Linked DNA regions of Homo sapiens: region 2 is linked to region 1. A link is a loop called in an ENCODE intact Hi-C map of the cell type or tissue named here. Cell type or tissue: CD14-positive monocyte. All regions are shown on one strand.

Region 1 (4,000 bases):
TATTTTGTGGGATTCCCAAGAAGGTCAAAGAAAGCCCTGAGAGTTTGTTTTCATTCAAAATTGAACTTGTCATAGCCGATCAACACATTGTGGTCTAGATGGGACTTTTCTCCTATTAAGGTATATGAACAGTGACAGTTTGCCCCATGTAATCTTATTAGGAGCTTTCTTCAGAACCACATCATCTTCTTATATAATTACAAAAGAGCCACTCATGAGTAAAATATGCCTGCAAGAGAGCAAGGCCTGGGGGCAAAGGGTTGGCTGATGGGGGCCTGTTCTCTCCTTGCAGAGGACACAGTTCAGGAAATGGAAAATTTACGATCTGGATGCATAATAATAGTTTCTAGGCCCATCCCTGAGTACTTGGTTTGCTCCCAGTGTTAATGTCCTTGAGGCTGTTAGTTGATGAACTCTAAGCAAACACCATCATCCTCAAGTATTGATTTGTTTCTTAGCCCCTAATACTTGGCCTATAAGACAATGTAGAAGTATCTATTCTTTTTACATATGAACTTAGAGACCCTGGTGCTGCTGTTTTTCTCTCCTAGGACATTCTTTTCAGTGGTTGCTTCTATCACACTTTGAAGATGCCAGTAGAATACTTAAAAACATTACATTTTATTCTTTAGTCTCACTTTCCTATCTCTTGTGGAAGTAATTATTAATAGCACCAAACTGTTTTTTATTCTTAAATGTTTTACAAAAGTGGGCTCCGGTGATGACAAGTAACTCTTTAATGTCCTACTAGGCATTAGTACTTGTCATCTAGATAAACATTTTCTGTTAAGGCCAAGTGTCGTACATAGTCATTGCACTGCTCCACCCAGAAGATGTAATTTACATATAAGATGTTATTTGAGACTGTCTCCCGGGGACAAAAGTGATTAGTATGCCTTATCTCTTCTCAAAAGAGTCATGTAACATGCTCTTGCATCTATTTTACATTTAATAAATTAAAACATGAATGATTAAATAAGATGTTCATAGTGCTTCACAAATTTGAATGCGCCCATCCCAGGCTCTCGCTAACATTCTGGGCCTGAGGTTTAGCTTTTCTACCATCTTGCCAGGTTAGGCTCATGCTGCTGGACCAAGGACCACACTTGAGTACCAAGATGTTAGGGAACATTAAGATGGTTTGAAACCTGAGCTAAGGATGCCATCAGGCTGATAGCATTAAACTCATTTTTCCTATGCCACCTCAGTTATATAAATTATTCTTTAAGTTTATAGAGAGGTTTCTTTTGGAAGGAATGGCATCCTTTTCAGCAGCAAAATGTATATTAGGTTTTGTAAAAAATTAAATAATGCTTGACTTTTTTTTTTTTTTTTTCTTTTTGAGGCAGGTTCTTGCTCTGTCACCCAGGCTGGACTGCAACAGCATGATCTTGGCTCACCTCCGCCTCCCAGGCTCTGGCAATCCTCCCACCTCAGCCTTCAGAGTGGCAGAGACTACAGGCTCATACCACCGCACCTGGCTAATTTTTCTAATTTTTAATAGAAATGGGGTTTCACTATATTGCCCAAGCTGGTCTCGAACTCCTGGGCTCAAGCTATATGCCTGCCTCAGCCTCCCAAAGTGCTGAGATTACAGGTGTAAGCCACCACATGAAATCAAGCCCGGCCATGCTTGATTTTTAATAAAGCATCGTATCTCTCTATTTTACCTGAAAAAAGATCCCCTCCCACCCACCTTATATTTCCGAAACAATAAAAAATGAGTTTTACCTTTTCTGGTCATCGAAGGCATTTTTTGAGATGGCTTAACAATCTTTTAAATTATAGAACACATTTACAACATCCTTGACACTTAAATAACATTTCCAGTGTTCTTTTTTTCTTTTTTAATTATATTTCTAAAGATAGCTAAGAGAACAATTTCAAATAGTTCCTCTATGCTTTTAGATGTAAGTTGTTTCAATCTCCATGTATTGGTGAGAATTAAGAGACTTGCAGTTCGCCATGTCCTGTCATGTTAGCTTATTTTGTAGGGAAATCAAATCTGGCACCTTTCAATTAACTTCTTTACCTCTCTAATCTAAAAACAGATAGAATACATTCTGGAGCAAGAAGGCATGATTACTATCTGTGGATTGCCTTGACTTCCTCAACTGTGTCTTCTGTCATTTCGAAATTTGCTAAAAGACCTCCTATAAAAGCAGGAAAGCACAGACGGAAGGAAGGTGGTGCTGTTGAAAAATAATTTACCCCTAGTCGTGAGCTTGGCAACTCTTCAAGGGATCACAATGGTGTATCTCATCTGGACCTAGAGGTCTCGAAGGAGGAGATAAGTGGAAATGTTTTGTGGGCTGGAGCTTAGTCATTCTCCTCGGTGACTTGAGGTGCAAGCTATTTTGGAGGAAGATAAAGAGGAAGGGAGACAAGAAGTGGGAAAGAAAAAAGTCTCTCTGCCTTCATACATGCTTCTGTTCACTACGTTTATACTACTTTTTTTTCTTTGAAAAATTTTTTCTTTGAATTTCTTTTTTTTCTTTGAATGATTGTTTTAAATCATGTGGTAATGTGGTCATGACATATGTTAGGTAACAAAAAGAAAAATAATGATTCCAATTTTGTTAAGTATATGTATAGAAAAAAGGAAAGTAAGCAAATCGATCAGTTATCTTTGAGTGATAATATAATGAATAATCTTTATCACCTTCATACTGTGTTCTTTATATTTTATTCTCTAAAATTTTCCATTAAGCATGAATAAGGTTTTGTATCAGAGTTTTAAAATACATTTTAAAAGGAAATGGCAACTTATTCAGCTACAGCTTTTTTATAACATAGTATATGAAAGTTCATATCTAGTAAATGTATTTGGAAATATAATACATTTGGAATAACTTTTCTGTAAGGATGCATCTTTTTAAGTGACTTTATTAGTCTCCATGTTGCATTTTTAAATATATAACTCTGCAGGGCTTCACATTTTCCCCTTCACTTTTGCTAGCTGTCAGTCATCACCTCTACCTTGAAACTAGTCTATGACCAGTAGGATTTGTAGATAATTATCATTAACTGATTGAGTGGATTCAGCAGTGTGCCTGTTGTAATTAAGTGTTTGGATATGCAAATAGATAAAGAATAGATAAAAGAGAAGGTACTGATTAGGATGTTAAATTCACAATATGATGGTTGATAGTGACAGGTAATAGCATGATGTCCTTTTGAAGATACTATATTAATTATTTCTTGAATACCTTTTCAAGTAAGTTACTGTTATTTGAAATTCCACTTAATGCCAGCCCTGGCCCCTCAACATTTCATCCCAATCTCGTTGTTTTTGAAAGGCTCAGAGTCATATTGGGCACTTCTTTCATTACTGCCTTTAACTGACCATTTCCTCTTTTCTTTCCTGCAACAGATTGCAGATTGAGCTTAACCAAGAAGTTCGTAGGCTAATCAAGGCTGGCTTGACCTACAAAAGAAGAAGAGAGTTCTGCCTGCCCACTTGGGCTTGTGTTGACACGGCTGATAACTTGCCATCACCTGTTGCCAGTGTGGAAAAATTCTCCCTGTTGAATTTTTTGCACATGGAGGACAGCAGCAAAGAGGGCAACACAGGCTGATAAGACCAGAGACAGCAGGGAGATTATTTTACCATACGCCCTCAGGACGTTCCCTCTAGCTGGAGTTCTGGACTTCAACAGAACCCCATCCAGTCATTTTGATTTTGCTGTTTATTTTTTTTTTCTTTTTCTTTTTCCCACCACATTGTATTTTATTTCCGTACTTCAGAAATGGGCCTACAGACCACAAAGTGGCCCAGCCATGGGGCTTTTTTCCTGAAGTCTTGGCTTATCATTTCCCTGGGGCTCTACTCACAGGTGTCCAAACTCCTGGCCTGCCCTAGTGTGTGCCGCTGCGACAGGAACTTTGTCTACTGTAATGAGCGAAGCTTGACCTCAGTGCCTCTTGGGATCCCGGAGGGCGTAACTGTACTCTACCTCCACAACAACCAAATTAATAATGCTGGATTTCCTGCAGAACT
Region 2 (4,000 bases), 55 kb before region 1:
GTCCAGTGAAACTAAGCAAAGGGAACTTTATACCGTGAGGGAAAATCAATGGATTGTAACAGAACCCTGCAAGAAGAGACATAGCTTTCAAGTTCCAGAGACCTAGAGGTGACTGAGAAGCAGGATGTACCAGAAACTGGGCTTCTTGTTCTACTTATCTAGCGCCCTTTTCACAGTGTTGTATATGTAAATAAATAATAAAGCAGTGTGATTTTTAATTTTTTTTTTTTTTACTTATGTAAAGTTAGACATCAAAAAGCATCTGTTGGACCTCCACTCCTTAAAAGGAACACATACTAAGTTTGAGAATTATGGTTCTCTGGGCATTGCTGCCTGGCAATTACAGAAGCCTAGGGAAGTAGGGGTTATCACAGTTGTTCCCAGGTAATATCACAGTAGTTACCCCTGTCACCAGGGCCTTACAACCACTTCCTAATGGTGAGATTGGAATGAGACTGGATGTGTCTGACTCCATGGTCTATGTTGTTTAACAAATGCCAGATACATTGAGTCCCACACACCTTGTGTTAGTTTGTTCTCACACTGCTGTAATAAGCTACCTGAAACTGGGTAATTTATGAATAAAAGAGGTTTAATTGACTCACAGTTCCTCAGGCTGCACAGAAAGCATGGCTGGGGAGGCCTCAGGAAACTTACAGTTGTGGAAGAAGGGCGAAGGGGAAGCAGGCACCTTCTTCACATGGTGGAGCAGGAGGAAGAAAGAGAAGAGGGAAGTGCCACATACTTTTAAAAAACCAGATCTCCCAAGAACTCATTCACTATCATGAGAACAGCAAGGGGGAAGTCCACCTACATGATTCAATCACCTCCTTCCAGGCCCCTTCTCCAATGTGGGGATTACAATTCAACATGAGATTTGGGTGCGGACACAGCAAAACCATGACTTGGCTCAGATCTCTTACCTCCAAACCCTAGTACTTTATGTAATCTTAAAATAGAAAAACAGACAAACAAAAAAATAGATAAAGTTGACTTTTCTCTCAAGAAAAGTGAAATGTTCTATTTCCTCTTAGGTGGAGACCATGAGTATGTCTGCTATTTGTACATAACTCAATGGATGATAATTGATCTAAATTCCAGGGAAGACATGAGAGTTTAAAGGGAGACACTCATGTAGAAGCCCTAGTGTGAAAGGGCCCCTACATTTGACACTTACGTGGACAGCCAGAAGTCAGGGCACTTGTCCTCTTCCTACATAGATGAACTTATTAAGGGAAGGAGAGGGTGGACAGAGCGTTTTGCTTTTCTATGGCCCTGTTTTGAATGTTGACATGGCAGAACACCAAAGTGGCACTTGGCTACCTGCTCTTCTCTGCCTGTACATAGGGAATATTTCAGCCAAATGGCATTGTTTTCTCATAACCCACGAATTGATTTGGCCAGTGACTATGTATTACTCGAATATGTATTGCTTGGATTGGCTTCAATTGCCTATATCAGTTTAGAAGCTTTAACAATGTTTAACCCATATGTTGAGTAAAATTTGGGAGTATTAAAAGAAACACTGGTTTACCTCATTTTAGTACAAATGAATCGTCTTAGAGAAATAGAAAGCAATCAAAAATTAAACAAGTAAATACAATCACCAGTAACCCGGGTTAAAAATATATTTAGGTAATTAAAAGCCTAAGTCATTACATTTCCACTGGACCAACCAAGATTGTTCCAAATGTATTCGTGGAAGATTTATTAAAGGATATTTTGACATTGGCAAAAGGGCTAGTTTTCTGGTGGGTTATGAGGCTCTCAGATAACATCAAAAGGCAGTATTTGAAAGTAAGATTCTGTCATGCACACCGTTTTCTGTGTCTTTTGAAGACGTGGGTAACTCTATTACAGAAAAATACTACTATACCTAGCATGATTGAAACAAACTGTATGTAATGTAATGTAATAGTTCTTAAACTGTGCAGCTTCGCATCCTCTGCAAATCAGCTCCTACATCTGGACGATGAGAATTGTAATAGCACTGATCTCAAAGGGGTTTTTGGTTGTGATGTGAGATAGATAAGATTTATCATGTGATCACTAGTTTTATCAAGTGAAGGAGATAAGAGACTCATCCTATGATCACTAGTTATCTTGGCTCTCTGCCTTACCATTTCTATGATAGCAAGAAAAGAGCAACAAAGTTATGAACTCTGCCAGTCTTGGTATGCAATTTGTAAGATAGTATGTATAACAGTCAGTGGTACAAAGCCACAGAAATCCTAAAGTGTTATTTTAAACCAGATTTCCATTTTCGTCACCTCCATTCCTTTCAGGGATCTTGGGAAAGGGAATGAACTACTTTACTTTGAAAAACAGTTTTGTTTTGTTTTATTTTCTGAACGAAGATAATGAAAGCCTTCCTGACCCAAATAGCATATGCAGCCTGGAGTGTCATATATTGTTTTTGCATAGGAGTGATATTAATAACCTGAGTATGTATGCAGTCATCAAAATAGCTTTTGTCATAACATCACTTGTGTGCTGCTATTTGTCTCATAAGTAATCTGTCACATTCATTTTAAGTTGAAGTGTGGATATGTGACAGGTGGAATCTACAATTGTTTTATTGGGCTGGATGTAAAAATAATGACCTTGATGTTGCTATTCAGAATATTATGTGGCATCTGGGACCCCGATAGTTTCCCAATATTATTAATAGTGATATTACTACCTCTCCATTACATGCATGGTTAGTGATCAAAATTTTTTTTATTTATTTAAATTTTTGAATGATTTTAGAAACCATATGCATGGAGATGTATTAAGATATATAAGCTTCTTGTGGTGAGGTTATTGGTTTTAAAATACACATCGTTAGCTTTTAAAATAAAAGTTGGCATTTCGAGTTGTCATGCTTGAAAGACTCTTGGAAGTAGCATTAAAAGAATCCTAGATTGAAAGCTAATTTAGGTCAAGAGGGAAAATGTGCTTGATGTGACACTGATAACTTCATACCAATTGAATCCATGGGGCCTTGGAACCTGAAATGGAATTTATGATAAAATACCCACCATGAGGTCTTATCTTAATGGAGAAAACACATTGCTTTGTTAGTCCTCCAGACAGAAACTTCATTGTTTGGGGAATGATTTCAGTAGAGGATGAAAGGATGAATAAGCAAAATACACCGATTTTTTTGTCAACTGCCACCCCTCCCACCCCGATGTTCCCACCAATCATTAGAATAAGAAACATGAGTCTTTGTCCTCTGCCAAATCTAAGCCATGCCAACAAGTAAACCTGTATAGGAAAATGACACAATTAGGGAAATTTGCAAGTGCTATTATGCCAGCAGTAGTTTTTTCCATGAAGTAATCTGATGATTCATACACTGGAGATCAGGAGACAAAACAGATTCTACCTGGTTAGAGACCCACTATCACAATGATACTTGGCCTAATTCATTTTGGTTGAGGGCCTGATGAGCCACACATGCGTGGGTCAGGGAAGATGGTTTTCACCGGATGCCTGTTGAGTCTGATTGTAGAGACTTTCAAGAGAGGATTTTATTGAGGAAAAAAAGAAGCAAACATAACAAAGTATTATTCTGCTTTAGACTGAAATCAGGGACTGTTTTCTGAGAATAAAATGACTTCATAAAGGAATCAAGAAAATTATCTTGATGCTCAGCCTGTAAGATAATCAAAGGTAAATTCTCAAGTTGAATCCTAAAGGAACACTCAGTCCTCTTAACTTCCATGGTTGTGTGTGTGTGTGTGTGTGTGTGTGTGCAAGATAGAAATTTCTGCAGCTATTTAGGTGAAAGCACTTTGGAAAATGCAATATTTCGTATTCTTCAGTAGTTGATCCAAATACATACGGTGGAATATACAAGGTTTATATTCCTGGCCTGGTTGCAGGGGAAGAAAGTGTCATCTCGTGGCTGAAAAATAGTCTCAGTGTTGGATACTATGAAATCTTCAGCATGAAAAAAAAAAAAAGAACATATCCCTTCTATGTATTAGCTTCCCAGGAATGAAGCAAACAT

The links. Peaks named below come from ENCODE experiments on the same cell type or tissue, not always from the same donor. Only the 100,000 strongest peaks of a DNase experiment are listed, where the experiment ranks them.
Region 2: a loop joins it to region 1, with 1.9 times the contacts of the local background. A loop is called at or near these places in 1 of 110 quality-filtered maps.

The regions. Positions count from the first base shown.
Region 1 is chr14:85,617,766-85,621,765 of GRCh38, forward strand. FLRT2 (fibronectin leucine rich transmembrane protein 2) reads left to right here. Exons shown (of 2, transcript NM_013231.6): 2 at 3,374-4,000. The coding sequence starts at 3,750. Among named protein-coding and RNA genes, the nearest start is that of FLRT2-AS1, 88 kb to the left of the region's middle. In CD14-positive monocyte, no CTCF peak of the experiment used is centred here; DNase peaks (open chromatin) are centred at 2,346 and 3,386; H3K4me3 peaks cover 618 bases; H3K27ac peaks cover 599 bases.
Region 2 is chr14:85,562,835-85,566,834 of GRCh38, forward strand. All of the region lies in intron 1 of FLRT2 (fibronectin leucine rich transmembrane protein 2), which reads left to right. Among named protein-coding and RNA genes, the nearest start is that of FLRT2-AS1, 33 kb to the left of the region's middle. In CD14-positive monocyte, no CTCF peak of the experiment used is centred here; no DNase peak of the experiment used is centred here.